Regions from separate parts of the Mus musculus genome. Here all the other regions are linked to region 2. Evidence: chromatin loops called from intact Hi-C (ENCODE). Cell type or tissue: left cerebral cortex. All regions are shown on one strand. Region 1 overlaps Ndufaf5 (NADH:ubiquinone oxidoreductase complex assembly factor 5). Region 2 holds the start of Macrod2 (mono-ADP ribosylhydrolase 2). Region 3 overlaps Sel1l2 (sel-1 suppressor of lin-12-like 2 (C. elegans)). Region 4 holds the start of Tasp1 (taspase, threonine aspartase 1).

The links. Peaks named below come from ENCODE experiments on the same cell type or tissue, not always from the same donor. Only the 100,000 strongest peaks of a DNase experiment are listed, where the experiment ranks them.
Region 1: it touches region 2 in a loop (2.4-fold over the local background); 2 of 42 quality-filtered maps call a loop at or near these places.
Region 3: it touches region 2 in a loop (9-fold over the local background); 2 of 42 quality-filtered maps call a loop at or near these places.
Region 4: a loop joins it to region 2, with 2.2 times the contacts of the local background. A loop is called at or near these places in 4 of 42 quality-filtered maps.

Annotation. Positions count from the first base shown.
Region 1 is chr2:140,196,386-140,204,385 of GRCm38, reverse strand. Ndufaf5 (NADH:ubiquinone oxidoreductase complex assembly factor 5) reads right to left here. Exons shown (of 11, transcript NM_027093.4): 9 at 1,437-1,520; 10 at 1,016-1,098; 11 at 1-854. The coding sequence ends at 768. Among named protein-coding and RNA genes, the nearest start is that of Ndufaf5, 30 kb to the right of the region's middle. In left cerebral cortex, CTCF peaks have their summits at 3,466 (motif pointing left) and 5,121; DNase peaks (open chromatin) are centred at 483, 1,579 and 3,461.
Region 2 is chr2:140,391,339-140,399,338 of GRCm38, reverse strand. It overlaps Macrod2 (mono-ADP ribosylhydrolase 2), which reads right to left and starts at 3,909. Exons shown (of 19, transcript NM_001013802.3): 1 at 3,618-3,909. The coding sequence starts at 3,663. In left cerebral cortex, a CTCF peak has its summit at 3,995; DNase peaks (open chromatin) are centred at 3,071, 3,235 and 4,013; H3K4me3 peaks cover 2,322 bases; H3K27ac peaks cover 681 bases.
Region 3 is chr2:140,289,172-140,297,171 of GRCm38, reverse strand. All of the region lies in intron 3 of Sel1l2 (sel-1 suppressor of lin-12-like 2 (C. elegans)), which reads left to right. Among named protein-coding and RNA genes, the nearest start is that of Sel1l2, 97 kb to the left of the region's middle. In left cerebral cortex, no CTCF peak of the experiment used is centred here; DNase peaks (open chromatin) are centred at 2,579, 3,162 and 5,394; H3K27ac peaks cover 937 bases.
Region 4 is chr2:140,061,906-140,069,905 of GRCm38, reverse strand. Tasp1 (taspase, threonine aspartase 1) reads left to right here and starts at 3,101. Exons shown (of 14, transcript NM_001159640.2): 1 at 3,101-3,152. In left cerebral cortex, a CTCF peak has its summit at 4,067 (motif pointing right); DNase peaks (open chromatin) are centred at 3,095 and 4,028; H3K4me3 peaks cover 1,676 bases; H3K27ac peaks cover 1,330 bases.

The DNA.
Region 1 (8,000 bases), 190 kb after region 2:
ACAGAATTAACAAATCTAGGAAAAGAGGGATGGATCTGGTAAAGACAGATGCTCGTCTCAAGGTCAAAGCTACAGAGTAGCTGCGGAGGCTGTATAGAATCCTCTAGTCATCTGGACAAGACAGAAGCGTGACAAATACTAGGTGTGGCGGGCCACAGGCATGCCTGTAATCCCAGGACTAAAGCAGACGAGTCAATACGAGTAGAGTCCAGCCTAGTCTACATGGTAGTTCCAGGCCAACCAAGTCTCCATAGTGAGATCTGACTCCAAAAATACAAAAAGTACAACAAACAATTCCGACATCAGTGTCTGCAGCAGGCACTGTGAAGTGATCTCACTGTACTGCACAGGAACTCTCAGGAGCCCAGCAATTTGTCCTTCCTCTCGTCTTCAGGGGTGTGACCATCCCACAGCGATAACAAAGGAGCAATGGGAAGAAAGGTGCAGAACCAGAGCTGGAGCAAGCGTTCCCATCAAGTCACGTGCTCACACATGTGCACCGGTTTCTAGGTCCCCACCCCACCCACGGGAACACATTTTCTTTGCTTTCAGGCTGACTCTGCAAGGATGCCCAGTCACTATGTAACAGCATCTTTACATAAATAGAAACAAATGAGAACTTGGAATACTAAGCATGAGTTAGTATTAGGTTGCTAGTAAATAGCTCAATCGGTTGCACCTTGCTTCAAACTGTACTAGTTTAAATGTGAAAGCTATTTATTTCTGATGAAAATTCTGGGAAACATAACAATTGAACAAAGTATTTATTATTTTTTCTCATGCGACATGACATCATTTAGTTTTGCTAGCTCTCCAAATGACACGGTTGCAGAACCTCTTTCAGCTGGCCTTGCCTAGAAACAAGTAAAAATAAAAGGTATTAGATACAGATAAGGCTAACCCAGAGTAACCCCAATCATGATATGCAGAATAAAATATACCCTAAGTCAATCAACAATGGAAAACAAGCAGAAACACAAACCCTCTGAGAAAAGTGATGCCTTAATATCATTACCTGAGAGTCATGGTATTTCCATCCTATCATGTGGTAGATCTGAAAGGTGGCAGGTATGGAACCATCCTCATTCCGGTACATTTCTAAAAAGACAAACCTGGTTAAATTCTGGAAACAGTCAGATGAGAAACAGTGTCTACTGCTAAATAATAAACACCTACTTCAAAGAGAAATGGGTCCTAGGCTAGATGCCGGATCTGAATGCCTCACACAACAAGACTTAACACAGAGAACCTGACACTATAGAAACAAAAGCGGCTTGGAAACAGACACAGATAAGATCTATATTCTGAGAGAAAACAAAAACAAAATTCCCCACAAAGTCTGACAGTACCTTACAAGAAGGAAATAGCACTTTGGAATGAACACCACGCAGCATAAACCCATCTGTGATTGCAGGTAGAAGGAGTGGGCGGCTCACCTCTGTAAACCGCTGCAGCTGCCAGCATTGTGTCTCGGTGCAGCAGGGCTTTTCTGTTCCAAGAACAGTTGCTCTCACCCATACCTAAAAATAGACTACTGGCAGTTTGAGAGAATACTGCAAATACCCCCAGCTCAGTATCAAGTCATGATCCACCTTATCTAACAGCACGTCCATGCTCAGTCTCACCCACTTTCAAACTAGAGCTAGGCTGCTTACTGAGCAAAGCTGTTTGAATCCTCTTCACTACTAAGTCAAGTAGGAGAGTTAATTCTCAGAAGGGAAGCACCAGGATGCTTCCCACAACAGCCACAGTCTATATTAAGCCAGCTTAGCAAAAGCCACCTAGACTCTAGATGGCTCGCAAGCATTGGCAAGTGTCTTTCAAAGACACCTTATACCCCTTCTTGATAGCTCGTTGAGACAGGACATTGTGACAATGCCTCCTTCCTTCTAAGCAGCATATATAATTACAACTGTAAACTTGGATAAGGGCTGTGGAACTCATTTAATATGACTGTGCCTTCAAATTTTTTGATATTTTACTAACAATAGATGTAAAACTTACATGCATTTTCCCACAGAGGCATTTTTAAAAAGTATTTTTAAATTAATCTTCAGACCCTTTTCTTTAAGTTGACGGTAAGAGGCTGTTTACTGACAATTTCTAGTGTAAGCTAGAGAGCTAGCTAGGTGGTACAGTGTTTGCATTACATGTGGTCAAGAGGCTGAGGATATGTATTAATGGATAAAGCACTTGCTATATAACCATGAACTCCAGCACACAAATAAAAAAACCAGGTATGGTGGCATCTGCCTGGAATCCTTAAGCTGGAAAGGGACACAAGGGAATCCTGAGGGCAGCTAGGCTAGCGAATTAGTGACTCCAAGCTCAGTGAGAAAGGATAAAGGAGGAAGCAAGAGAAGAAGATACTGACAACAGCCTCTGGCAACCACCTATACACATACAGAGGCTGCGCACACCTCATATGCACACAGAAGCATACACCAGCACCCCGACACACACACACACACACACACACACACACTCACACACACACACACACACACACACACACACACACAAAGGCCTGGGTTCAATTCCCAGTACTACAGAAATAAAAACAAACTAATGTAATATCAAATTAATGTTACCTATCTTTCTTTACATGTCCATTTTAAATTATTTGAAAAGGCTATGTTAAGATCATTCTACAACCCAACTAGCACCTGAAAGAGTCAGATGCAATATTTGCACCTAGCCAATGGACAGAAGCAGCTGACCCCCCTGTTGTTGAATTAGGGAAGGCTGAAAGAAACTGAGGAGAAGGGCGATCCTATAGGAGGACCAGCAGTCTTAATTAATCTGGACCCACGAGATCTCCCAAACACTGGAGCACCAAACAGACAGCATACGCCAGCTGATACGAGGCCCCCAACTCACATACAGTAGAGGACTTCTGGGTCTGTGTTCATTCAGAGATGATGCACTTAACCCTCAAGAGTCTGGAGGCCCCAGGGAGTTTAGAGGTCAGATGGGATGGGAGGTGGGGACATCCATGTGGAGATGGGGTGTGGTGGGGAGGAGGTGTGAGCTGTGAAGCAGTTGGAGGGTGGGAGGGGAGGGGCAGGGAATGGAATATGGAATGTAAAAAATGAATTACAAATAAAATTAAATTTAAAAAAGATCATTCTACAAAAGAACTAAAGGAAATGTTAAATTGTTTTAATTCTTAATATTAAAATTTACTACATGAGCAAGTGTCTACTACTTACTTTCACTAGTCAAGAAATGATCATTTCTTTAACAGTTTAAAAATAATAATCTATTTTTAAATTTTTAAATAAAATTATAATAATAAATACAATTTAAGTTTTTATTGCATTGTTTTTATTAAAGGCAATCAACAAGGAGGCTGGAGAGAGGCCTCAGTTAAGTGCACACACTGCTCTTGCTAAGGATGTGAGTTTGGTTCCCAAAATATACCAGGTAGCACCCAAAAGCCTGTAACTCAGCTCCAGGCATCTGGCCCTCTTCTGGCTTCTGAGGGCACTGCTTCAATAAGTTAATGACACTCATTCTACCAAGAAACCCAGTGTTCCGTATTTGTGAGCTTAATGGTCCCAATTCATAGAGATTTTAATAGCTACAAACTAGTAAGCTAAGTTAATAAAAACAAATGTGGTAATGCACATTTAAAATCCCAGCACTTAGGAAAGAGAGGCGGAGAGCTGTGATTTCAGGGTCATCCTCGGGGTCATCCTCAGCTATGTGAGATCCAGTTTCAAGTACAGGAACAAATAAACAAACAAACAAACAAAACCCTCCAACTCATCAACCAACCAAAACAAAAAATACTGGCGGCCGGAGCACATACTGCTCTTCCAGAGGACATGAGTTCAATTCGCAGCATCTACAGCAGAGGCTGGTAACTTCTAGTAACTCCAGTTTCAGAGGATCTACTGTCCTCTATGGGTATTCACATGTGTGGCACATGCTCACAGAGACATACACATTAAATAAAAACTAACAAATCTTAAAAAGTATTTTTGATATCCATCTTCAAAATACTCTCTCTCCGGTGAACACCAATCACACAGCATCAAAGCAAAGCGGGACTCACACTGCAGCGGTCTCCTTATTACCAACCATGGTATAAACCTTTAGTTTCTGCTCAACTTCCCACTGCCCTGGCTTACTCCATGTCACATGTAGTAAATACAAACACAACACACGATGCACTAGACATTTTAAAAAGCCTGCCAAACAATCGTTGCTCACATATTCTACAAGATTGTTAGATATATGCCACCTCTGGGCCTGACCCAGTTCGGTTGTAGAAAGCTCAAGAGTGCTGATAGAGGGCATCAAGAGTAACTCTCCAGCCACAGGAGTCCACTCTCCCCTCAGGAACACACACTGCTGTACAGAACTCCCCCTTTCCTTGTGGAGTGCTAAAGAGAACCTGGACTCAGATCACAACCTTATATAACCTAGGATAAGCATGATTCAACCTTCACTACTCAGTTTTTTCATCTTTAAAATGGAATATCTGGTAGTACACTGTGGGGAAGCTTTACTGACAATCATCTAGGAAAGGCCTCTATAATGGCAGACTCAACCTGAGCTTGAGAAAACACAAAGACACTCGCTGGTAACTGTTTAAGATTTGCAGTGATTTTACATTTGATCTTGGCCAAATGCTGAGACGAGATGTGGTGCTTTGGCTTGGTTTGGTTTTTCCAGAGTTTCTTTATGTAGCCTTGGCTGTGCTGGAACGAGCTCTGTAGAGCAGGCTGGCTCCAAACTCACACAGATCCACCTGCCTCTGCCTAAGGGGTGTTGGTGATGAAGGGGTGAGTTACCACCACTACCTGGCTTTCTCACAGTGTTTTTAAGGTAAATTCAAATGCTTATTAAAAACAAACTTTAATATGGATTACTGAAACAATGCTGAGTATTGCCTTGAAAAACAAAACTGAACTTACCTTAAAACCACTGTGAAAGCCTTGAAAATGTCTCATGCATTCGTCAGCTGATATGAAACTTGTTTGTAAAATTAGCTCAACATTCTCGATTTTTTTCTGTGAATTAATAATAACGGCAGCTAAAATGAGATACACCTCAACCATCAGAAAACAGACACAACAGAGATGTAAAATACAAAAGCCAGCTAGGGGACGCCACCTTCCAGTTGGCACAGGAGCAGCCAGCAAACACCCACGTTCCTCCCCTCCCAGCACCCTCAGACTTTTCCCACTGGGTAAAGAGCAGAGACTTCAGGGTATGAACCGAGCTGCCTGCCTCCACTACAACGCGGACAAGGTCCTTTCTCCTCTGTGCCTGAGTTTCCTCGTATACCAGGACAGACTGACTGTGCTAGGTCCTGTCTTAGCCTCCTATGAGCCATGCCTTACAAGCAGGCAAACAACGGACTTTCTACTACACTTGAACCTGAGTCATCTCTGAGGAAAATTCCCCCAAGACAAACTATAAGGCTCATCCTCATCCGAGGAAATCTAGAAGCTTCTGGTCTTCTATCATTGCCCATCGTCTGCCTGTTCTATACGCCTGCGCAATATTATTACCACAGTTCCCTCAGCCTAAGTGTCGGAGATACAGAACCTTTCATAGCTCCCCGCCCACGACTACACACACACAGTTCTTGGTGCCGCCCCTCCTAGTGTTCCCTATCCTTCATCCTGGAGAATTCACTTCAGCTTTCTTAGGTTCAGCCTTTTCTGTACAAGACTCCCCGACACCCTAAGCACATTTAAGGCCAAACCCCTTGTGTTTCTCTCATTTTAAGCTGAGGTTTGTCTGTCTAGCTTGGGAGTCTTTTCATCTAGAATATTAGCAGCTTAAGATCAAAAACTATGTATCTCCACCTAGCTAAGGAGTTGGCACATGGCAGAGTCTCAATAAACAGTAAGTGAATAAATATAAAACCCAACAGTTAATGTTTTTGTCTAGACAAATAACATTTTTACAAACTGTCTTTATATGATTCTTCTTAAGCCACCTACAGATAAGACACTAAAATTGTGATTTTTGTAAAAGGCCTGACAGTAGAGGTAAGAGATCTCTCCAAAGGGCAAGCATTCAGAACAGCTCCTCAAACTGTCAGGCCTATTTAAAACCCCAGGAGTCAGGCCTTACCAATGGGAAGGGGCCCCAGAAAGATTCTAAAACTTAGTCTAGAAGGTGGTTAAAAATGCAAGCGATGATCTACCAGAAGACCATGAGTAGTGGTTTGAAGAGAATGGCCCCCATAACCATATCTGAATACTTTGTCCCCAGTTAGTGGAACTATCAGGGAAGGATTAGGGGGTATGGCCTTGTTGGAGTAAGTGTAGCTTTGTTGGAGATATGCCACGTGGGTAGACTTTTTGCTAAGCCTTTCCCTACCGACCTACCAGTAGATAAGGATGTTAAGATCCCAGCCCCATGTACCATGCTGTCCTGCCTGCCACCAAGCTTTCCACCATGATGGGCTAAAAACCTCCACTTAAATGCTTTCTTTTATAACAGTTGCCTTGGCCATGGTCATGGTGCCTCTTCATAGCAACAGAACTGTAACTAAGACACCATGCGTCTCACACTGCCTTGCTGCACCTTCAGATGAAGGCATTTCTCAATCCTCACCAGAGAAGCTTCTGTTTGCAGTATATGATGATCAACACCGAGACCCACAGTGGCCATGGTGCAAAGTAGAAACTGCAGAATTCTCAGTTCTAAATGGAACATGCACACCAAAGCCCCTGTGCCTAAGACTCAGGGATCATCAGACAGAATGTAACAGCCAACAGGAAATGACAAGAAGGAAACAGTGTGACAAGGATGTAGCAGGGCATTAAAAAATACAAACAGCTATAACACTAAGGTTATGGCACTTAATAAAAAGGCTAATTTCACTGTTTGAAAGATGCATCTATATATTAGTATATATACATACACACATATATAATATACATGTATATATATATATATATATGTATACACACATATATAATACAAACACACACACAAATTAATGTATAGTATAAAACTGTGGTTTCAAGTAATGAATCCTAGGTTTAACATAACTACAGACAAGGTACTTATGCCTTTGATGAGTTCATCTGTAAATCAAGACATTAGAAAACCTGAGACAGATACAATACAGCACTCAGGAGGTAGAGCCATACAGACAGTAAGTCTGAGGTCAGCCTGAAATCCAAAACAAGATCAAGGCTAGCTTGAGGGTACAAAGCCAGAACCTGTCTTGAAAAATCAGAGGCTGGAGATGTAGCTCAGTGGCAAAGCACTTGCATTGTATGTGCAAGGCTAAGGGGTTTTTGATCCCTAGAAAAACAAACCCACACATGGAAAGAAAGGAAAAAAAAAGCCCAGAGAACTACAGAGTAATTACTGTATTTTTAAATCAGTGGGCAGTAACCTTTTCCAACTGATAGATCTAATTTCTTGTCTCTTTCTATTTTCTTTCTTGAAATGAATCATGAACACAGCATTTATTATAGACCAGTACAAAATAGACTCTGTATTCAAAGAATTATTGTTGGCATCTAAATGAGAAATAATTTCATTACCTAATAAGTTTTTAGATGAAAGGGCTCCATGTTTCTGAGTCTGTTTAGTACTTGGGGATGTTTCAAAAAATGTTTGCTATGTTTTATTAGCTTTATCATCTTGAGTGTACACCTGTAGCCTACCAATCCTATTTTTCATGATGCAAAGGGACCATGATAAGTTTTGGGTGTGTGCATTTCCCTGTGTTAATATGACAGTGCAACTGCCCTCACAGAAGAGGGGTAAGCACATGAAACAAGCCTTGTGAGAAACAGGCAAGACCCTTACCGCTAACAGCCAACTACGACGAGCAACGAGAGTCAGTTAAGATACCAGGGCACAAGACAAAAGTTTGACACCTAATTCTGCCACTCAAATTCAAGCGTTTTCGTTGCTCTAATGTTTCTCACTTAACATAAAAGCAGTTATCATGAGGGACACTGAAAATAGCAAGTGCAAAAAAATGTTTGTAAAACTACAGATCTGTAAATATA
Region 2 (8,000 bases):
ACACATTCAGGGGTAACCTGGGCTAGACAATGATTTCTAGGCCAGCCTAAACTTCACAGGATTAGAGCCTGTCTGAAAAAGGATGGAGGAGGAGAAGAAGGGAGGGAGGGAGTGGGCAGGAAAGACAAAGAACACTGTTTTAGGCAGAGAGAAGATGAAGATGGTGAGAAAGTAAACATACTCAAGAATGAGTAAATGATGGCACAAGATCTCAAAGACTGTAAGTGACTGGATAAAGAGCACAGGCACAGCGTTAATCTTATAAACAAACAAGAAAAGCGCTTCTTCTACAATGGGAATAAATCCTAAATTAAATATATTTTTAAAAAAATGACACCATGGAGACACACATGCTAGGGCTGCTACTGTGCTGTGAAACAAGCTTTCTCCATGACATAAAAGGCAGTGACACCTGTCCATTATAGGATATCAGCTCACAAAGCAGAAAAAGGGGCTGACCCTCAGTGGCTAAAGCACTGCTGTAAAAGCTCAGATCACAGTGCAGAATTATTACAGCTATACATCAGGCTGAGAAACATTATGAAGCAACTGTTTATGTAAATGTCAGAAGTTATAGACAGAAAAAAAACTGTCATTCTATTTATTTAGAAGTAACTACATACTTAGAACAAACAACACCAAATATAATCCAATAAAAACAAAGAGATAAACAGCAACACTTGAAGTGAAAATACACATTAAATGATTCTAAATCAGGCCACAAAATAGTAGAACAATATTTATTTAACGTATGTGCTTTTTAGGAACACTTGAGTTAGTTGTTTAAGCAATGAAACACACAAAAGGCAAAAGACATACACACAGTTTCTTGAGTGTTACCAAAAACTCACTTCTATTAATGTTTCATCTTTACAATGAGCCCTTTCTCTGTGAACCAAGTATATACACAGTTCTACATGGTGTACTGAATTATAATATGTTTCTAAAATGCCTTGACATTTCAATGAACTGGGTAAGGCTTCATCTAGATTTCAATAACAGCTGCAAAAGTACTCAGCCATCAACTCTCCAGTGGGATGAAAGGGAAAAGGTCATGCATCCCATTGGTTTCTTTATTGTACGAGAAAGCCTGAATTCCCTTTCGGTGGAATAACAGATGATATTTCACACCTGACTGTTCCAAAAACAGACATCCCTAGAAGACAGATACAAAGCATTCACTTTATATATTTCCCTTTAACTTTAAGCTTTATGCAAAAATAGCTTAGTTTGGGATAAAAGAAAATAACTTTACTAAAAGCCTTTTTTATGCATTTGCTTCTTTATTAAAATGAAAAAAAAAAAAAAAGAACTTGGTCAAGGGGCCATGCATGGTTTGACCTAGGCCCTCTGCATATACATACAGTTATACAGCTTGGTCTTCGTGTGGAACTCCTAACAGTAGGAGCAGGGGCTGTCTCTGACTCTGTTGCCTGCCTTTGAGACTCTTTGCCCCTACTGAGCTGCCTTGTCTAGCCCCAGTAGGAGAAGATGCACCCAGCCTTAGTGCATCTTCATATGTCAAGACTGGTTAATATTAATGGGAGGTCTCCCCTTTTCTGAAAAGTAGGAGTCATGAGTGGAAAGAAAGGGGAAAAGGACTGTGGGGAGAGAATGTAGGAGAAACTTTGGTTAGTACCTTAATTAATTAATTAATTGAAAAGACTTGGTTATATTTTTCCTATAAAAGAAACAAAAGGCAAAAACAGTAAGATACTGAAAATTCTTAAATGTCTGCTTATCACAATCTATGTGTATAGATGTTACTTTAGGAGCAGTTTGTCTAATATAGTAAAAACAGTTCTTAGGTAGTCACTATAATTTCAATGGTTCATGTTACCAAGTACAATGTAAATTGATTTTACACTATATTTTACTACCATCAATGATGCAAAGCTGGAGAGATGGCTCAGCAGTTACAAACACTAGCTTAACTAGTTAAGAACACTTCCAGAGGTCCTGAGTTCAATTCCCAGCAACCACATGGAAGCCCATCTATAATGGGATCTGATGCCCTCTTCTAGCAAACAGGTGTGCATGCAGATAGAACACGGATTAAATAAACAAATAAATAAATAAATAACTTTTCCGATGCTCACATTAGTGTGTTCAATTTAAATTGCTACTACAAAAGCTAAGCACTAATAAAACGTCTCACTAGTTCACGTACCTGGCTCTTTCCTGATCTGTTTGCTTGTTTAGTTTTCCCCAGCACCAGGTGTAGGGGCTCACTGAGGTCAGCATGTGCTCTACCTGTGAGCTATGTCCCAGCCCTGCAGTCAAGCTCTCAAGCTAAAGAGTATTTGTTCTGTGACACTTTGACTTTTAGTTCTCTCAGCACTCACACTCATTGAAACAATGACACTAAAGCGAATCTTTCAATATTTAAAGGATACTTTAACTGCGCTACTCGACCATATTCATACTTCCCTGCAGTTGATTTGAATACTCCCTCCTCGATACTTTTTTTTCATAAAGCAGGCACTACTTAGAGAATTGTTTCTAATTCTCACTTTTAAGTCCATTGTTTGGTCAAAAGGTTCACAAAGGACAGAGACTTGCAACAAAAATGTTTAACAAGCTATCAGCAAGAAAATCAACTTTCAACTGAGTTACCCCCTTTAGCCCCGTTCCGTAAGAAGACAGTCCTGAGGAAATGGTACACCCTTGCTCCATCTTTTATATGCAAATTTGGTGCAAGTTGGTAGTAGCAATGCAAATAGTTTTTCTGAAATTGGGGTCGGAGGTTGAGGTAAGAAAACAGGTTAAAAGAGAAGAAAGAAAAAGATGAAGAAAAATATGCCAGAGAATCAAGCATTACATCACAATATGACCTATGAAACTGAGATGAGACAGACAGGAGGAGAAAAAGAACTTATCGCACAGTTCTATTTCTTAAAGGAATCCGTGCCGCTGTCAATCTAACGGATTTGGATAAGCCTCGATGTGCACAAAACTCAGGGATGGAAGGGTTCATTCACAGAGTGCTCGCTGTCTTACTCCGTGCGACTTCACACTATGAATGAGGATGCAACAGAGAACCACATTGCCGAGGAAAGCCCATTCAGACTTCTCCGAGGGCACTTATTCTCTCCGACAAGATGCTCCTTTTGGGTTCCAAATTTCAAAAGTCACACTGCAGCTGAGCATAGCGGGGACCCCAGCCACTTTGGGATGTCAGGAGGACAGAGGCTGGGACCGGAGGAAGGCAGGTGCGGGTGCAGATGCTCCCCAGGCTCAGCAACTGCAGCCAGAGCGACACCGGCCGGCCGGCACCGGTCCGCGGGACACCCGGCGGGAGGTACAAAGTGCCAGCTGGGGTCCTGACCAACTTGTACCCTAGCCCGGGGGCGCGCGCCTGCCGGGAGGCGAGCACGCGGGGTAGGAGGTGACCCGGCGCCCGGAGGGGTGTGCGCCCACAAGTGCGCGAGCCGCAGGTGCCCGGGCGGCGCGTGGCCGGTGGCGTGCGCGCGCGTGGACGCGGCCGCGGGCAGGAGCGGCACCGGCCGAGAGAGAGAGGGCGCGAGGAGGCTGCGGGCGGAGGGCGTCGCGCCGCCCCGCCGGGCCCCCGCCCCCACCCACCCGCCGCCCGTCCCCGGGGTCGCGGGGCCGGTTACCTTTCTCCTCTCTCCACACCTTTTTCTTCTTGTTGCTGGGGTACATGCTGCCGTGGGGGTGGCTGGCTTTAAGCTGCAAGTTCCCCAGGCTCACGGGCAAACAGGGTGTGTGGAGTGTGGGGGGTGGATGGAGGGGACACTCGGGAGGGAAAAGTGCAAAGGCTCTGCGTCCCGCGCCGCTAGCCGCTGGCCCGTCGCCGCCCTCCTCCCTCGACCCGCCCGCTCTGCCAGGCGGCCGCCGCCACAGCAGCACCTCAGAGCCTGTCAACTAGGTCACGCCTCGCGCTAACCTAACACCCGCGCAGGCCCCGCCTCCCGGCAGCCAGGCAGCGCCGCCGCCCATTGGCTGCTCCGCCCGCCGCTCTCCCGGCTCTAGCCAAGGCGCGCCCCTACTTCAGCCTCAGGGCGCAGGCGCAGGCGCAGGCTTGGGCTCGACGCCGAGGACGTTGGGGAGCTGGAAGGGGCGGGGCCAGAGCTCGAGGAGCGGGGAGGCTGCTTCACGACGGAGGCGGGGCGTGCAGCCACCGCCTGCGGGGAGCGGGAGGAGCAGGGCCTGAGGGCGTGGCCTGCCAGCAGGTGTGCCTGATGACCCAGACCCCGCTGACAATGATGAGAGTCTAGGGGACTGTAGAATGAAGAAGAGGTCACCCGTCCTAGAAGTTGTAACCGCCTCGTCTGAACAGGTTTTACCTGACGCTTTCCTCTCGGTGGACAAATAGAACCAAAAGAAAAGATCCAGACCGTGTGCAACCCGCTGCTCAATCGTGGGTTAGAGATTTAGTTAGAATTCTGTGAAGTTTCAAAAGCTTCACAGTACACAGGGCCAACTCGAGAGTTTTAAGATCTGGTGACCAAAATGTATGAGAACCAAGTCCCACATCAAAGTAAATCCAACTAGTGCCTGGTTGTCTTTTATTCCTGATTGACTTCAAAACAACTTCTCATCCAAAGATCTAGCTCCATCCTAGGTAGTTCTCTCATGATTCAGGAAATCCAATTGCCAGAGAATCTACCTCAAGAGCAGTGACCTAGAACATAGAACTTTTGCACCCTCTTCTTTGCACCCCAAACTTATCTCTCCACGAAGCTGGCTTAGTGGATTTGGGAAACTCACATCTATTCATCAATTTAGGATCAATATAGTTATATGCATTGGCAAATAACTTTAGGGAACACGGTTTGTTCGTTTGTTTGTTTTTTAGAGTGGGTCTTTTGTAGCTCAGGCTTGCCACAATTTAGGGATTCTCGTGCCTCAACCTTAAACTGCCTTCCACCAAAGAGAAGTAAAACGCATTAAAATAATAATAATAATAATAATAATAATGACAATGACAATGACAAAGAAAAGGGAAAAGAGAGACCAAGCTGAGAATTGTAAAGAATGGAAGAATGTTTGAGTAATGAGACTTAAAAATGAATTCACAACATCATAAAACAGTAATATTTATTTTGACATTTTTCTTTGGGATTTTTCTTTAAATGCTATCAAATACATAAAACATTATTTTTGTTGGGAGAAAAAAGCTTCAAGAAGGAAGCCTTTGAAATCACACTGATAATGAAATAAGAAGGGCTTTGACTCATGTAGAATCCAGATAAAATGGCAATGGGGTAGACTTTGGGAGGAAAGATGACGAAGTTCTCATGGATGGTCAAGGCAGTGTTAACATTAACCAAGAGGTGTGGTTTGACACATGGAGGATGTCCCTCAAAGGACCAAGCATCCAAAGCTTTCTTCCTGAATGTGCCACAATTCCAAGGTGGTGAGACCTTTAAGAAGTAGGTCCTAGGGATGTCACTGAGGCCTGTTTCCAAAGAGAATTATGAGAGTCTTGTTTGTGCTTCTCTGCTTTCTAGCTTGACATGTAACATTCCATCCATGATGTGGCACCATCACCAGAGACTCATACTAATGGGGCCACCTAGTCTTGGACTTGAGCCTCCAGGACCATATGGCAAAATGGGGGTACCTTTATTTCCTAAGTAGCCTGCCTTGGGTATTTCATGATGTCATTATGAGCCAGATCAGCATCTAAAGATCATATTTCATTCAGGAAAAATTTGACTTATTTAAAAGTCCTCAACGTTAGGTGTCTGCCAGAGAGTGCTTCCTACCAGGTAGCTCTTCCTCAGGGAGGCTGCACACCAGCCTAGGGTCCTTCCACCATGTCCTTCCACCATGCTGCACTGTTAACATCTCATGTCAGCTCAAAGGCTTTTATTGTGTTGAGCCAATGATATTTACGAAGTAATGGTTTAAGTACTTAGTGGTAATTATTATAATAATAAAAAGTATCATTCCAAAAAGGTTAAACTGTCTCTCAAACATTCCGGAAATGTTCAGCTCTCAAAACAGTTCATGATTCTTCCCCTCCATTTGATCTCCTTGGAGTGCTCCTGTCTGGATACCTTTGTTGCACGCTCAGGTAAGCAGTGTGAAAAGCCAAGCGCCACCCAGGTCCTTCTCGTGCCTTCGTGTTCATATCGAATCTGCTCAATTTTACCTTGTGGATTAGTCTGCAATGCTCTAGTTTCCAACAGAAATGCTGTCTGGATCACCCTGAGCCACTAGAGAAACTTCCTCACCAGCCTCGCTGTTCACTTCTGACCTCTACCCAGTCTCTTCACCACCACATCTCTCACTGTCTTGTCAGAGAAGACCATGCCATCCCATTGGTGGAAATTAAGGACTTTTATTGCTCTTTGCTAAGGACTGAATTGTGTTCCACCCACCTCAATATTTCTGGGTTTGTAGTCCTTCGATGCAATGCAGTTATATCTGGAAAGAATATTGTTAAGAGGCAGGGTCATAGTCTGATAGGACATAACCTTTTTAATGGGAGAGAGAGCTGGCCTTCCCTCCCTTGCCTATCCTTTCTCTGCCATATAAAAATACAGAGAAAGCAGGTGTCTTCAAGCCAACAGGAGGATCTTCATCAGAACTCTACCACCCTGATATCCTAATCTCAGGCCCTCAGCCTCCAAAAGAGTGGGTAACTCTTTCTGTTACTTAAGCCCTCTATTCTGTGGTATTTTATTTTGGCCACACTAAGTTTACTAGTACAGTCATGAAGAATGGAGTGACCATCTTCCACCATTCCAGCCCTATACCATTTTCTACCCACATCGCACCCCCAATCTGTAGTCTAGATATACCCTCATTTATGAATTTTCATTTGTTTGAGCATACCTTGTCCTCACCACATGGCCTTCTTCCATGTCAACACTACATCTGAAACATGATTTGTGTGATTAACTTATTCTCATCCTTTTGACACTACTTTAGCATCATGTTCTTAGGTCTGGCATTGCTTGTATATACCTGTGATCCCTACACTCAGGAGACTGAGACCAAAAGACTGTAAGTTTCATACCACCCTGGGCTACTGAGACTATCTACGAATGAGGAAAGAAAAAAATTCCAAATAACGTCATTCTCTATCAAACCATCCTCGATTCCCACTTGATCTCTACTCCCAGTCTCTCTATCTGTGTCATCGGTGCTCCTTTAACTACATAAGAAGTACCTTCATAGTTTATCATTTTTTCATTTGTGATTACAGAAGAGAGACAGACTACTACAGTCAGGCAGTAAATAACATTTTTCTAACAATGAACCACATATATGATGGTATTGCCATAAAATTATAAAAGAGCTATAGAGTTCTAATTGTCTAGCGACATCAGAGCCATTGTAGCCACATATCACAATGCATCCACCATCTGTCTATATGGATGCTGGGGCAAACATATTGTTATGTAGAAGAACAGCACATGCAATCGTATACATTACATATGACCTGACTGTATTACTAAATGACTGTTACTGGTTAATTCATTGACTTTTCTATAACTTTTGTCTTTCTATAAATTTGATCATTTTTATAGTATATTTCTCTACTTATAAAAGTGACATTCTCTATTGAAAGAATGCCATGTCATGCTTGCAGCAGCTATGTACATCTTATGTTCACACTGTCTGTGGACTGCATCAGGAGGTCAGTGTGTGTGATTACCCCGTACTATGTATGGTTATCAAGTACATTCTGTAATATTTGCACAAAGAGAAATTTCTCACACTGTATCTCCATCTTGAAAGAGTATGTGACTGTACAAAAAAAAGTGACTACTGAACAGAGATTGAAGGAATGTAGTCACAAGTTACTGAATACTAGCAGCCGCCATAAACTGAAAATTGAAGATTAAAGAATGTATTCTGAGGGCTGGGAGATGTCTCAGTAGTTAAGAATACTTAGTGCTATCACAAAGAACCTGTGTTTAGTTATCAACAGCCACACCTATCTCCAATACTAGGGATCTGATGACCTCTGACATTCAATGGCATATATGTGATATAGATAAATGCGTGCAAATAAATACCTA
Region 3 (8,000 bases), 100 kb after region 2:
ATCAGCCACTTAGGAACAGCACCAAGCCCTCTCACATGCAAATAAGGTTTCCCCCCCCCAAACTCTCAGCCCAAGCCAAAGAGAGGGGCTTGCTGTCAAACTCTAAATCACTGCCAGAACCATCTATAGGAGAGTCATGCAGGGAATTAAAGAAATGTTATTCCTTTGTCTGACCCTTTTATTCCAAGCTGTAATACTTGGGAAGAGATCTCTCCTGAAAAGCTGCTCCGGAGTTCCACTGCACCCTTCACTGGATTGTTGGCTTTTCGCCAGCCAACCCAGGTTCGGAATCACCAAGCGAACCAAGGCTTGGCAGAGGCCTGCCTGCACTCACTTCCCTGGCTAGGGCCTTCCCACCCAGCCTGGATAGGGGTCTCCGTGGAAAACTTCTGGTACCTAGGCCCACATCTGAGCAGGGGGCCTAGGTCAAGCCTATGCTCACTCTTTGGTTAGTGATTCGGTCTCTGGGAGCTCCGAAGGGTCCAGGTTAGTTGACTCTGTCGGTCTTCCTGTGGCGTTCTTGTCCTCTCTGAGTCCCTCACTCTTTCTCCCAACTCTTCCATAAGGCTCCTCGAGCTCCTCGAGTGGTTTGTGCTTTTAATTTTTGAGATTTATAATATCAATCCTCTCATCTCTTTTCTTCTTTCTCCAGACCTTCTCTTTCAAATTCATGGCCTCTTTTTAAAAATTCAAGTGGCGAGTGTTGTTGTTGTTGATGGTGGTGGTGTGTGGTGTGTGGTGTGTGGTGTGTGGTGTGTGGTGCGTGGTGTGTGGTATAAACACAACCTGCTCAGTCTATGTAACTTGTATACATTTTCAGGGCTGATCAGTTGGTATTAAATAAGCAATTGGTGGGTTGTTCCCTGGGGAAGACTCTCTCTCCTGCTCTCTTCATAGCTTTGTTGCCTGCAGTTCTCTGTGTAGGGTTTTCTCCCCTTTTCTTACTAGCATGTCTAGTACTGTTGTTATTGTCTGGCTGATGTTTAGACAGTCATGCTGATGAAACTCTGTTGGGTTGGTTTGTTAGGGTCTCAGGTCCCAGGCTAGCCTAGAACTCGCTATGCAGCAGGATGAGAGAATAATCTTGACCTTTCCGTCCTCCTGCCTTCACCTCCTGAGTAGTATTACAGATGTATGATGCCACGCCCACCTCCTGAGCCCTCCCTGCTTGTGAGAAGGTAAGAAGAGTTACATAGAAAAGTACGGGGCATAGTGTCCACACTTTTGGTCTTCGTTCTTCTTGAGTTTCATGCGTTTAGCAAATTGTATCTTATATCTTGGGTATCCTAAGTTTCTGGGCTAATATCCACTTATCAGTGAGTATATATTGTGTGAGTTCCTTTGTGATTGGGTTGCCTCACTCAGGATGATGCCCTCCAGGTCCATCCATTTGCCTAGGAATTTCATAAATTCATTCTTTTTAATAGCTGAGTAGTACTCCATTTTGTAAATGTACCACATTTTCTGTATCCATTCCTCTGTTGAGGGGCATCTGGGTTCTTTGCCCCTTCTTAGAATTGGGAACAAAACACCTATGGAAGGAGTTACAGAGACAAAGTTTGGAGCTGTGATGAAAGGATGGACCATCTAGAGACTGCCATATCTGGGGATCCATCCCATAATCAGCTTCCAAATGCTGACACCATTGCATACACTAGCAAGACTTTGCTGAAAGGACCCAGATAGAGCTGTCTCTTGTGAGACTATGCCGGGGCCTAGCAAACACAGAAGTGGATGCTCACAATCAGCTATTGGGTGGATCACAGGGCCCCTAATGGAGGAGCTAGAGAAAGTACCCAGGGAGCTAAAGGGATCTGCAACCCTATAGGTGGAACAACATTATGAACTAACCAGTACCCCGGAGCTCTTGACTCTAGCTGCATATGTAGCAGAAGATGGCCTAGTCGGCCATCACTGGAAAGAGAGGCCCATTGGATTTGCAAACTTTATATGCCCCAGTACAGGGGAATGCCTGGCCCAACAGGAGTGGGGGAGGGAGGGTATGGGGGACTTTTGGGATAGCATTGGAAATGTAAATGAGGAAAATAACTAATAAAAATATATATATTAAAAAAAAGAAAAAGAAAAAAGAAAAGTATGGGGCAATGTTAGGAGCCAGGAAGGTAATGGTTGTACTAAATCAAACGAACCCCAAAACAGGGAGATCCCAAGTCATGTTTTTAAATCATCCATGTCTCAAATGACCAAAGAAGCGATTTTAATCCCTGGAATACATCAGCCTCTCTTTCTGTTCTGTGAAATCTTAAGTCTGCAATCTCAGACTCATTTCATAAAGGAAATTTCATAACTCAAGAAGAGGTTACATTTTGCTGTGACTCAATGGGTGTGAGGTGATTCCAAGAGACAAAGAGGGTCACTGGAGACAGCGAGGCTAAGGTGACTTCAAGGAGTCATAGACAGATATATATCATGCCTTTTCACTCAGAAAAAAAGCCAGTGCATAGAATACCCAGACACACACCACCACACACAGGCAGGCACTGATACACACATAGAGACAGGCACACTGGCCTCTTGGAGAGATAGGCCTACAGACACACATAGGCGGGCTTATGAAGGCAGAGGATCTCTGGAATATATATATCACACTAATGTGAAATTCTGCCAGCAGTAGTTACATAACAGATTATATCACTGTTAAGTTTTGGATTCTGCAGATAACCATAGCAGCACCAGGTCACCTACAAACACATAAACTGACCCTTATGACTTTGTGTTCCCCATAACTGTATATAACAATAAAAACACTACTCAGGCATCGGGAGTTAAAAAAAAAAAAAAAGAAAGAAAAAGAAAGAAAGCTGTTGAGGTAACATCTTCTCTAATAAGAAAATTTGAACTTCACAAGCTTTAGAAATGAAGTAATAACATGGGGTTAGACATGATTACTGGTTCACTGTAAACCTTGATGAATTCTGATTTATTCGGTCTATACCCTAACATTTCTGTGCATGAAATGTCATCTTGGCAATGAGCTATAGGTATTCTGAATAAGTGCATTTTCCCAGGCTTCAGAGTACACCCAAAAAGAAAAACAAGACTTAGCCTAACTCATCTCAAAATGCTTCTATTCTAGAAATGGAAATGATCAGCATCCAGCTGAAGTCTCTAGAACATGCATATGGGTTTCCACACTTTGAAAGCAGCAATGACTCATTCTCAATCTTGCCAATTCTTTAACCCAGAGCTTCTCAAATATAACGAAGAGTAGTTGTATCCCCATTACTTAAAAGCAAGATGTGTTCCTGGCACTGTGTCTGCCAAATACTCCGAATGAATAAATACTTGATGAATTAAATTGTATCAACTTGTCTCTGTGCAGAGTTAGTACATGGTCTCAGAACTGAGTTCAAACTCAGAATTTTCTTTGAAGTATGCTGCATTATAGGTGACACGCAAAAGTAATAAAGCCTTGGGCTTCTAGAGCACACTGGAGTGATGTTGAGTGATGTTGAACACAATGCTCTCATAGCCGTGACTTGTCTGAAAATGGCGCATTTTCCCCCAGAGCACCTTACCACGGTGACTTCAACAGCTAATTCTTTCTTCTGAGATAAAATTAAATCTAAAAAAGTAATTATCTTTATTAAGTTGTTAGCTGGGTAAATCAATAGCCAGTCTGAGTGCTGGAGGGGTGGAGCCTGGATCTGCAGGCCCTTGTGTTCCTTCCTGACTCCCACGGGATTAAGCGGCATTCATTTTAGTTATCTTTCTCAGGAGAGTATTTTCACAACTTATATAAATCTAGTTCAGGCGTTCCTTTTTCTTGTTTCTGCAATCTAAAATTTTGCATTCTGTTTTATTGACTTTTTGATATTTGCAACAGACACTGACAAGTGCCAGGCAAACACCCCTTCAATGAAGGACATATCCCTAATTCCAGAGAGCCTTTAGTTTCCAGTTCTAAATGAGACAGTGTTCCCAGACAGACAGCTGCATATAGATGGCTGCCCCCTGGGAGTCACTGCCAACTGCCATCAGACTAGGACCAGGTCAGGTTACTTGATCATCTTGCTTTACTTGGGACAGTCCTGAGGTGACAGTTGCTCCAAGGTTGCCCTGTTGGGTACCCAAAAAGTATTTTATCAAATCTGCCTCAGGGTCTTCCTCTGCTCAATCCATCTTGTTCCAGATGAAGGCCCAGAGACACTTCACAGTGAGTAGAGAGGCTGAGAGTGAAGAGTGAATGTCTCTCTCAGATCACTCACTAGAAAGACCTCTTTTCCCTCTTGATCTCAAAGCATCAGCCTCAGAAACCATGTCTCAAGTCAAAGCGGTGTCGCCTAGAGGTCACTCAGCTGGTCTTTTCCAGAAAGGGATAAACCAATCTTATGTCTTTGTGAGGAAGGGTGAGAAGGAAACACCCAACTTAAGGGAGCTTGGTCTCAGGGTGCTCAGATCGCCTCCTCCAGATGATTAATTCCAAGCTTCCACACTGGGGACCGGAGAGAAAAAGACACTTCTTAAATATAACTCTCCACATCTGCTTCTTCCATTACTCAACAGATAATAAGTTACTCCTTATTATCTCTCCTACTGTTTGCCGAAAGACTTTTCCAGGTCTACACGGTTACACATAAAGGAGTTTATTCCATTCTTGCAACGTGGTGGCTAATTCAGTCTTGCAACTCCTCTTGTTGTGGATGCCTAAACATGTGGCTCACAAAGTTTCACAACTTGTGTCTTTTAAAGGAACAGTGGCTACACTAGCTCCTAGTGTAGCCTAGAATTGACTAGCAGCTGAGTGACCTTGGTCAGGTTACCTGACTCACCTGTGTCCACCTCACCTCAGCACTAACAGAGAATGATAACAGTTCTTCTTACAGAAAAAAAATAGTAAATATAAGCACTGGGAACTGTCTAGAACTAACTGCTTTGTAAGTATTAACACCTGCTACTATATATTGGCTTCATTCTTATTTATTTTATAAAATATATTTCTTTTAGCTAGATTAAGAGTTTTAGATAGTAAATTATATCTCAAGCCAGAGTCCTTATTTCATTTATGCTTGAAGAGAGTTAGTATTTTATTCCCATGGTTAACACTGTCTACCGACTGCCCTGGTACCCATAGGGGTCATAGGGTTTGATGACAATGACTAGTAGACAATCAAGTATATTTTTGCAGTAGTATTGTTCTTACTTAAGTGTGTCTGAGTTAATCCTATCTGCTAAACCCTGTGCTGAGTCATTCTTTCTTGGATGCAATGTTATTTTTAGTAACAGATCATTATTCTCCGTCCTTTGACAATATTCTGTCTTCTTGGCATACATAAGGGTGAGTGTAAAGAGTTCTCCTGATGTGTATCCTGAAAAGTCAGAGGCTGAAGTTGATCTCTGTTGAATGCAACTGCAGTTAGTGGGAAGGACACGGCAGTCAGTGTGAGTCAGCTTTGCTGCTGTAGGAAAGAATCTTCTCCATCACTTTGTGACTACACCTGACTCGTGGTCAGACTCAAAGACTCCTGGCTTGCCCATCAGTTCTTTGATTCTCAATGATCCTTTTCATAATTCATGATGTAAACATAACTTGAGATGTGAAATAAGTTTTTGCCTTCTTTATGTTTTCTAGGTAACTTAAAAGGTATTTATTTATAATCTGAAGGTTGAGATTTTAGAGACTGAGGTTAAACATAAAAAAGGGAGAATAGAGCAAAAGGCAAAGGAAAGAGCAGGGCAAAGTGTTCAGGGAGAAGATGGAGCATTGGTGTGAGACATAGGATGGAGGCAGTACAGGTCAAGAGTCCATACAGGCATCTCAAGAGAGATAGGTACAACTAAGTGTCTTTACAAAGGATGTATTTACATGTATGTGACTCTTGAACATACTTATTTAGGAAAGTTAGCAATTGAAGGTTCAGCAGTATGAGCCAAAGATGACCAGTGCTTTCATCATCCACAGAAAGGTGACCTAGATCCAGGACCTACCACATACAGGGAGGCTTCCCAACTGCTTACTTATAATCTCAAAAGGCAAGCCTTGTAGAAGTGTGCGACTGGGCCATCCAACTGTCTAACAAAGTCAGAGCACTAGGCTGCAGACCTAGAGAGACAGAGGAAAAACCACAGTCCCTCCACCTCTGGCAGGCAGCCTGTCCTCTGATCTGGGTGTGTCCATTCCTAAAGGGAAGGCGAGCTTCTCAGTTCCCTAGTGCTGTCATAACAAAATGCCATGGGGGAGTGACTTAAACAACAGAAGTAACGTTTCCTTGTAGCTCCGTGGACCCAAAGTCTAAAACCAAGGTGCTGGCAGGTTTGGTGTCATTTGAAGGCTCTGTACCTGGCTTATAGTAGGTCATTTTCTGACTAGTTATTTGCAAGCTAACACGATGGGCAAGCATTTTCACAAATACAGAGCCAAAATAAGTATAACTAAGACATGAAAAAAATGGAGCTTGATTCCTACAGCAGGCTAGGAAGTAATAGGCAATATTTCTAAAGCAGAAAAAGGAAAGAAAAAAAATACAGAATTCGTATTACAGAGACTGTGTATATTCTTTGAGGGGTAGGTCCATTCCTTAACGTGCTCAGTTTAAAGACTCAATTTAAGAAAGAAAGATAATAGACATAATTGGAGATGTGCTTAGCTCAAGGTTAACGAACATAGGTTTAAAAGATTAAAGTGGCAGACAGGAATGCCTTAAGGCATATGCAGCTTGCACTATAGTTTTAACTGATAATAAATAAAGGACAGAACGCTCTAGGCTCTGATAGAAGATTCTGCCCTAGAAGTTCCTGCAGCACTGAAAGCCCCACACTCCGACATGTCTCTTCTCTGTCTGTACCTGTGCACCCTGGTGTCTCTTCTTGTCAGAACACCAGGCATACTGAATTGGGAACTTTCATAGATGACTCATCTGAATCATCTCTTCAAAGACCTTCTCTCCAACTGAAGGTGCTTTGGGCAAGGGGTTGACACTCAAGTCATCATCTAAGACATATATTAATGAAATTAAGGAAAGGAAGTTACAAATGTCAAAAACCTCCCTACACACTATGTCTCTGACACATGTTGAAATATAAAATTCATTTAGTTTAGTTACTACATGCTCCATAGTCATTGCCATCTTAAGTAGACTTCTGGTACACTTAATTCTCTCTTTTTTTAGCTTTCAAATTTTATTTTAGACTTTGTGTATGAGTGTTTTGCCTATATGTGTGTCTGTGCACCATGTGTGTGCCTGCCGCTCATGGAGGTCAGAATGGGTGTCACAGATCCCTCAGAACTAGATTTACAGTCCTGGGACACCTACTCCTCATTCTAGTTTGTGAAGCCCATTCCCAATATTTTGTTCTAATTAGCTTTAACTGTCAATGTGACAGAGACTAGTGTCAACTGAGAAGACAATAGAGAGGGGAGAGGGAGAGAGGGAGAGAGGGAGGGGGAAGGGGAGAGGGAGAGGGAAAGGGGAAAGGAGAGAGAAAGAGAGAGGGAGAGAGGAGAGAAGAGAGAGGGAGAGAGAGAGAGAGAAAGGGGAAGAGAGAGAGAGAGAAAGAGTCTATATATAGTTCTGGCTCTCCTGAAGTTTACTATGTAGATCAGGCTCGCCTCAAACTCCCAGAAATTTGCCTGCCTTTACCTTCTGAGTGCTAGAATTAAAGGCATGCATCACCACACCCAGGGACTCAGAATTATCTTGATTTCCTTGATAGATGGAGGAGGATCCAGACCACTTTGGGTGGTACCACTCTCTGGACAGGTGGTCCTCAGCTATATAAGAAAGCTAGCTAAAGTCTGGAAAGATGATCCAGTAGTTAAGAGCACTTGTTCTTGCAAAGCACCCAGAAGACCCAGGTTCAATTCCCAGCACCTGCATAGTGGCTCACAATCATCTTATATTCCTGTTCTAAAGGACCTGACACCCTCTTCTGACTTCTACAGACACCAAGCATACACATACAGTCACACACAGAGGCAAAACAGTTATATACATAAGATAAAAACACATAAAACCTAAAACAAAGCAAGGCTAACTACG
Region 4 (8,000 bases), 330 kb after region 2:
TTCATTCCTGGGCTCACTCCCATCTCAACAATTAGCATTTGTAGATTACTCACTATGGGGCTGATACATTTCTTTCTCTCTTTCTTTCTTTCTTTCTTTCTTTCTTTCTTTCTCTCTCTCTCTCTCTCTCTCTCTCTCTCTCTCTCTCTCTCTCTCCCTCCCTCCCTCCCTCCCCTCTTTCTTTCTTTCTTTCTTTCTTTCTTTCTTTCTTTCTTTCTCTCTCTCTCTCTCTCTCTCTCTCTCTCTCTCTCCCTCCCTCCCTCCCTCCCTCCCCCTCTCTCTCTCTTTCTTTCTTTCTTTCTTTCTTTCTTTCTTTCTTTCTTTCTTTCTTTCTTTCTTTCTTTCTTGACAGGGTTTCTCTGTGCTAGGATTAAAGGTGTGTGCCACCACTGCCCAGCCACACAACAATTTTTTTTCTTTTCTTTTTCTTTTTTTTTTGGTTTTTCGAGACAGGGTTTCTCTGTGCTAGGATTAAAGGTGTGTGCCACCACTGCCCAGCCACACAACAATTTTTTTCTTTTCTTTTCTTTTTTTTTTGGTTTTTCGAGACAGGGTTTCTCTGTATAGCCCTGGCTGTCCTGGAACTCACTTTGTAGAGTAGGCTGGTCTTGAACTCAGAAATCCGCCTGTCTCTGCCTCCCATGTGCTGGGATTAAAGGCATGCGCCACCACCGCCTGGCACACACAACAATTTTTAATCCTCATTTTACAAATGTGGAAATTAAATAGTAGGAAGATAAAGCAAATCGTTCAATGTTTTAGTTAAGTGGTAGAACACAGATATATAAACACTGATTCTTCTGTTTCTAGAATCCTTGCTGTTAACTTCTACTTTATGGCTACCATTCACTAACTAAACCATTAAGAATTTTTTTTTTTTTTTTTTCCTTCTGGGCTGGAGTGATGGCTCAGCAATTAAGAGCACTGACTGCTCTTCCAGAGGTCCTGAGTTCAATTCCCAGCAACCACTTGGTGGCTCACAACCATCTGTAATGGGATCTGATGCCCTCTTCTAGTATGTCTGAAGACAGCAACAGTGTATTCATATACATTAAATGAAAAAAAATCTGGCCGGGCGTGGTGGCGCATGCCTTTAATCCCAGCACTTGGGAGGCAGAGGCAGGCGGATTTCTTAGTTCGAGGCCAGCCTGGTCTGCAGAGTGAGTTCCAGGACAGCCAGGGCTACACAGAGAAACCCTGTCTCGAAAAACAAAAACAAAACAAAAAACAAAATCTGAAAAAAAGTTCTAAAGAATTTTTTTCCTTACTGTTCTCTACATTCCCTTTCAAATCTTATGTGCTGCTTACACAGATAAATTTCATAACTGTCTCTTAATTTTTACCCATAAAAGAAAATTATTAAGAAGATATCTTAAACAATATAAGAATTATTAATTATGTGTTTGGGATTACCAGCAGATGAATTTTTTTTTCAATTCACATATTTTAATCTAGGGATGACAGGATAAAAATCACTAAACTCCTCATCCTCAAACTGCCTTCTTGCACTTCGTTCTTGATCATCTAAAAGCCCCGTTATTGGTTGCTCTCCTCTTCTGGGGCGTCGGGCTTATCACCCTTCCTGCTCCACCGCTAAGATTAAACCAAGAAATTCCACAATCCAGTAATGCTTTAGGTGCGTTACATTTACCCAAAGGGCTTGTTAAAAGACCAGCCTTTAGGGAGGCAGAGAGATAAGCGGATATGAGTTTGAGGCCAGCCTGGTCTACAAAGTGAGTTCCAGGACCACTAGGGCTATACAGAGAAACACTGTCTCGGAAAAAACAAAACAAAACAAAACAACAAACATTCATTTAGGTGGATTCTAAGAATTTGCATTTTTAAGTAAGAGTTTAGGTAATTCTAAACTGCTGGTCTGAGACCTCACATAGGATACATGTGAAAATACATGCTGAAACATCTCATCTAAAAATCCAAAACCTCAGCTGCTCCCACACTGTGCACAAAACTATTTAAAAATGCGTTACAAAATTACCTTTAGTCTCTGTGTATAAGGTCTGCATGAAATACAGCTGAGTATTTTTGCAACTGGAGTCTCATCCACTGCTTTGGTTTGGGACCAGGGACAAGGGACTGAGGCGCATATTTTACATACCAAAGCACACCTGAACTTCAGTTTCACTCAGCATCCCTCAGTCCCTTCTTGGCGAACCCTGCCCCAACCCTGAACTTTCCAGTCCAGCGGCCGAGCTGCCCTTCCCCCAGAGGCTCTTCCCTCTATAATCAAGATATTTTGGTCTCCCTTGTTTTCCTTCTCTTCTCTCACCTCCAATGCTCCCCTGGCCTCAATCCTTGGGGCCAGTGAACTCCCCTGAAAGCAACTTCCCAATATTCTGCCTTTAATATAATCTTAATTGGTTTGAATTGGCTCATTTCACCGTTGGAGAAATAACCTATCACCCAGGACGTTTTATTATGTATAAGCAAGTATTTCAAAATTTGAAGAAAAGAAAATTCCCAAATACTTCTCAAGTATCTCAGACGACTGATACCTAACCTGCAGTGTTCTATTCCTTCTAATCTCTGCTCCCCACAAACAGGCTGTCAAACCATTCTTGATACTAGTTACAAGGATTGCTACTGGCTCTTGGTCTTTGATCTTGGACAGTTAAAGACTAACTACCTTTTCTGACTCCCACTTAAACAAAACCTAGGTTGAATCCTGCTTTTCCATAGGGGTCAAGGCTACATGGATGAGGGAAGGGTTCTTCTGCAACGCCCTCATCAATGATGGCTACTATTTTCATAACGTGCAACCCGCTCGTCAGTCAACTTCGTGGGTAACAGGTAGACACATCCTCAAAGCTAATTACCGAGCACAATGAAAGCAAGGTGGGCAACGGCGATTGTATAGCTATGACAACAAACAAACCCCCAATAGGCCAATAAATACATATTTTAAAAAACCCTCAGATATCAGAAGCCAGAAATAACCGCGGAGTGTCTCAGCTCAAACGCTTAAAGAGAGAGACGCTATAGCCTAGGCGATTAGGACTCAGGCTCGCGGGGCGTCTGCTTCCGGCCACGTGTGCACGTCGACCAATGGAAAGGCTTTACGCCACTCCCGCTTCCTCACCCTGGCAACGGGCGAACGACTACTTCCTGTGTGTGAGTGCTCTGCGCTGACGCGGGTGAGTGTCCCTCGTTCTGACGCTGTCCGCGTCGCCGCTGCCTAGCCTCGGTCTCCGTATGGTCCGGCAGGCCCGCGTGGCGTCCTCACGCCACCGCTCGGGACGGCTCTCACGGCGCCACCTGTCCGGCCCGGCGCAGGGCCCCACGGATTCCCCGGCCCGGAGTTGTGGTCACGCGTGGGGGCCGCCAGTTCCCTTGGCTGCGGAGTTCTCGGAGCTCTTCGCGCGCTGTGCAGTCCCAGGCTACAGGGAACTCACGTGTCCCAGGTCCACAGCGGGCCCGGGATGTGTCACAGACAGATGTCGCGGTGGGGTCAGAGCTTCCCTGAGTCTGTTAGAGCCCGGGTTAGCGTCCCGAGGGACATGTAGCATCCAGTCAGTGTAGAGGTGGCTAGGACTGAGTCAGTGAAGATGCTGGAGAGGCGGGCGAGTAGCTGTAAACTGGAGGTGTTTTGAAGTAGAAGGCATAGGGATTCCTCCGAGTTCAACTTAATTATACCGAGGAGAGGAAGGGAAGGTTTATTGGGGGCCATTGAACCAAGACCTTTCTTTGAATAACAAGCTAAGGGAGTTTATCTTACGCACTCAGGCGTTTGGTTATTAGAAGCAGTGGCCGTGGTTATTAGAAAATGCTTGGGAATTGCAGAACAAGAGATTAACATAGTTGCCGCCACTAAGGATTTTGTGCTTTATAATTTCTTAGGTGTTGTAGATGTCACCGACAAGTGTATGTGTATAATATGGTTAAAACTAGAAATTGCAGTTTTGTATATGTTGCATTCATTGCACGGATAGATTGGTTTTGCCTTTTTTTGGGGGAGGGGAGAGGGTTATTTTAGTTTATGTGTGTGACTGCTTGCATCATAATGTCTGCACCGCGAGCATGGGCATATCCGTGCAGGCCAGTAGAGGGCATCTGGGGGAATCAAGGATGGATGTAAGCCAGCGAGTGGTGCTAGGAACTTACTCAGGTCCGCTAGAAGCAAGTGCTCTTTATTGCCGAGCTGTCTTTCCAACCCTGGTTATTTTATTTTTTTTCTTATTGAGGTGTAATCAACACAGTACCAAAATCCTCTTAAATTGTAAGCTTCTCTCTCCCCCTCTCTCATTTTAAGGATTCAAAAGTTGTATGTATGTCGTTGCTGTCTAGTTCCAGACCAATTTTTATCACCTTCCCCAGATATCTTGTGCCCAGTACAGTTACTTACCCTTCTCCAGTTTCCCCCAACTTCTGATCCATGGTTTAGTATGTATCTTTCTGTTTTGTACGGTTTAAGTAAATAGAAGTATGTAACAGGTGTCCTTTTGTGTCTAGCTTCTTTCAGTGAGCATAATGTTTTCAAGATTTGTCCATAGCTATGTAATAATGCCTCATTCCTTTGTGTTTATGTTACCCCCCCCCCCATTGATTCTGGGGATGGACCCGCACACATGCTGGGTGAGCATCCTACCACTGATGGATGTACCTCCCCCGTTCCTTTTTATGGATATGCAGTTGGATTGTTTGGTCCTTCGGGTTATTTTGGAATAATTCTGTACACATCATATTTGTAACTTTTTGTGTGGATATTTGATTTTAGTTTTATATTTGATCTTTTTGTTTTTTTGGTTATGTATATAGAAGTGGAACTTCTGGGTGGTTATGTTTGGAGAACTCAACAGACACTTTCCAGAATGATCACAGCACATTGAATCCTGCAGATAAGAAAGGTCTTCATCTCCAGACACCTGTTTTGATTATATGCGTCTTATAGTGGTACTAGGGAAATAGTGTCTCACTATTGTTTTGATTTTTATGATGAATAATCTTAAGCATCTATCTTTGTATTTATAAAACATTACATAGTTTTGGAGAAATATTTAAGTTGTTTGACTAGATATTTTAAATTTTATTTTATGTGGATGCATGTTTTGCCTGCATATATGTCTGTGTACCACATTCTTGCCTGTTATCAACAGAGGCCAGAAGATGGCATCAGGTCTCCTGGGATAGGACTTAAGAAGGTTGTGATCTGCCATGTGGGCGCTGGGAATCAAGAGCAGCCAGTTAGTGCTCTTAATCACTAAGCCATCTCTCCAGCCCTAGGTGGCTTTTATTTTTATTTTATTTTATTTTTTTTTGAGATGGGTCTTACTGTGGCCTGGAAATTCACTGTGTAGACCAATCTTGTGTCAAACATCTGACTTAAGAAACCATTTCTGAGGCTGGGTGTAGTGTGGCACCTGCCTTAAATCTCACAACACAGAAGGCAGAAGAAAGGGGATCTCTGAACAATTTCCAGGGTAGCCAGAGCTACATAATACAGGGATTTTTTTTTCTTTCTCTCAAATAGACCTTGTCTCCAAAAACTAACCGAGCAAGCAAGCAAGAAAGAAACAAAACTACCACCACCAAAAAAATAAAAATAAAAATAAGGCCTAGTGAGATGGCTCAGCGGTTAAGAACACTGACTGCTCTTCTGAAGGTCCTGAGTTCAAATCCCAGCAACCACATGGTGGCTCACAACCACCCGTAATGAGATCTGATGCCTTCTACTGGTGTGTCAGAAGACAACTATAATGTACTTATTTATAATAATAAATAAATCTTTAAAAAAAACAAAAATAATCCGGGCGGTGGTGGCACACGCCTTTAATCCCAGCACTTGGGAGGCAGAGGCAGACGGATTTCTGAGTTTGAGGCCAACCTGGTCTACAAAGTGAGTTCCAGGACAGCCAGGGCTACACAGAGAAACCCTGTCTTGAAAAACAACAACAAAAAACCCCAAACCAAACCAAACAAAACAAAAATGCTGAATCCAGAGTCAGAAATATTTATCTATGTATAATTGCCCGTTACTCTAAGTTTTATAGGTCTGACTGATAGTTTTGAAGTGCTGGATTCAGTGTACCTACAGGGAGGGGTAGGGCTTTACTCTGCCTTCTCTAATTCTCCCCACCCTTGCTGACTACCCAGCCCCACCCACCACCCACACCCCACAACACACACACACACACACACACACACACACACACACAATGGCCTGGATATGTTTATCTTTTGTTTTTGTTTTTCAAGATAGGGTCTCTCCATGTAGTCTTGCCAGTCCTGGAACTCCCTCACAGAGATCTGTCTGCATCTGCCTCCTGTGTCCTGGGATTAAAGGAGTATGTTCCCCGACCCTGGCCCTTCCCCCTTTGGCATTCATCTTGAAAATCAACTGACCATGAATAATGTTACTGTATAACCCATCCCTTTCTGTTGAATTCTTAAGTTGCATATGTGTTTAAAATCCTGTATTATTCTATATTAAGCATAGCATAAAAGACGTAAAGCTAACCAGGAGTGCTAGCACATGCTGGTAGTCCTAGAACTTGGGAAGTGGAAGGAAGATGATCAGGAGTTTGAGGTCAGCCTGGGCTCCATGAGACCCTATCTCACAAAATGAAGCAAAACAAAACAAATCATAACCAACCACCCAAAACAACCAAAGGAAGACTAAGCTTTTTCTGTATTTAAAATTTAGGTGGAAAGTGTTTCTAGGAGTAGAATTACAGATTAAACATGAATATACATTTGTTCTGGAACTCTTTTAATGAAGCATGAAGCTGTCAATGTCATGATACCAAACTCACAAAATACTGTGTTTGTTTTTTAATATGGAATAGCTTCTCACTTCATATCCATGAGTGGGCTGAAACCAATTCTGGATACCAGGCTGGCGTTGAGTTTGCAGTGACCCTCCTCTGTGCCTCCCTTAAGGGCTGGGTAAAAGTCCTGTGCCACCAGGGCCCCAGAACAGCATGGTCCGTCCGTATTACCAATTGCAGTAGCATAAGGGCTGGATCTCTCCTGCAAAGGAATATTTTGTTATGAGATAGATGATTGCTTGACAATCTTCTTCCTACACTGCTTTGGAAAGATTAAATGGGACATGTGATACTTTTCTAAATTGTTTATTTAAAAAGCAAGTATCATGACATGTGAGAGGAAAAAATACATACAGACACATAGAAACTTGAGAGACCCAAGGTCAAGATTAGATGCTAAGTTAGTACCTAGAAAATCTCCGAAGTAAAAAAGAAAGGAGGTTTTGAGGTTCCCTTTTGGTCTTGATGATTGGTGAATTAGCATTCATCTTGGTCTCAGAAATGGTCAAATAAAAAGTCTCTTCAATGGACAGTACTGAGTAAAACAAGTTCAAACATGAAGGGTATTAGAGAAAACAGGATTTTGAAGTTCTCCTTAAAGGTGTATCTTTGATTCTGTTAACTTGTGTTTGTATAGATTGCAGTTTATATGTACAGTATCAGCAAAAATGCTCTTTACAGTATTGTACATTGTCAGGTTTTTCCTGCCTATGTATGGATTCCTTTTCAAAACAATTTCATTCAGCTTAAGGTACCAGTATGGTGTTAGTTATAAACTTTTTTTTGTTCTTTTTTGAATATTCTTTAATATTGGATGTTCAGCTTGTATTTTCTTTAGTATATTGTCTGTTTCTGATTTGTGTTGCTCAGTATTATCCCATGGGTTTTATTGTGGCAGTCTCTTGTGAAAGGTTGCTCTCTGATAGCTTGTGTTTATGGAGAAAAGTGTAAATGTTGTGCAATATTTATGCTAAGAGGTATTTGGGCTAAACATGGGTAGAAGAAACCTATAGGATTTTGGTGCAGTTTGAGATGACTTTAAGGTGTGTTAGAAGATTATGTAGTATGGAAAAAAAGATGTATGAAGCTGGGCAGTGGTGGCGTATTCCTTTAATCCCAGTACTTGGGAAGCAGAGGCAGGAGGATTTTTGAGTTTGAGGCCAGCCTGGTTTATAGAGTGAATTCCAGGACAGCCAGGGCTACACAGAGAAACCCTGT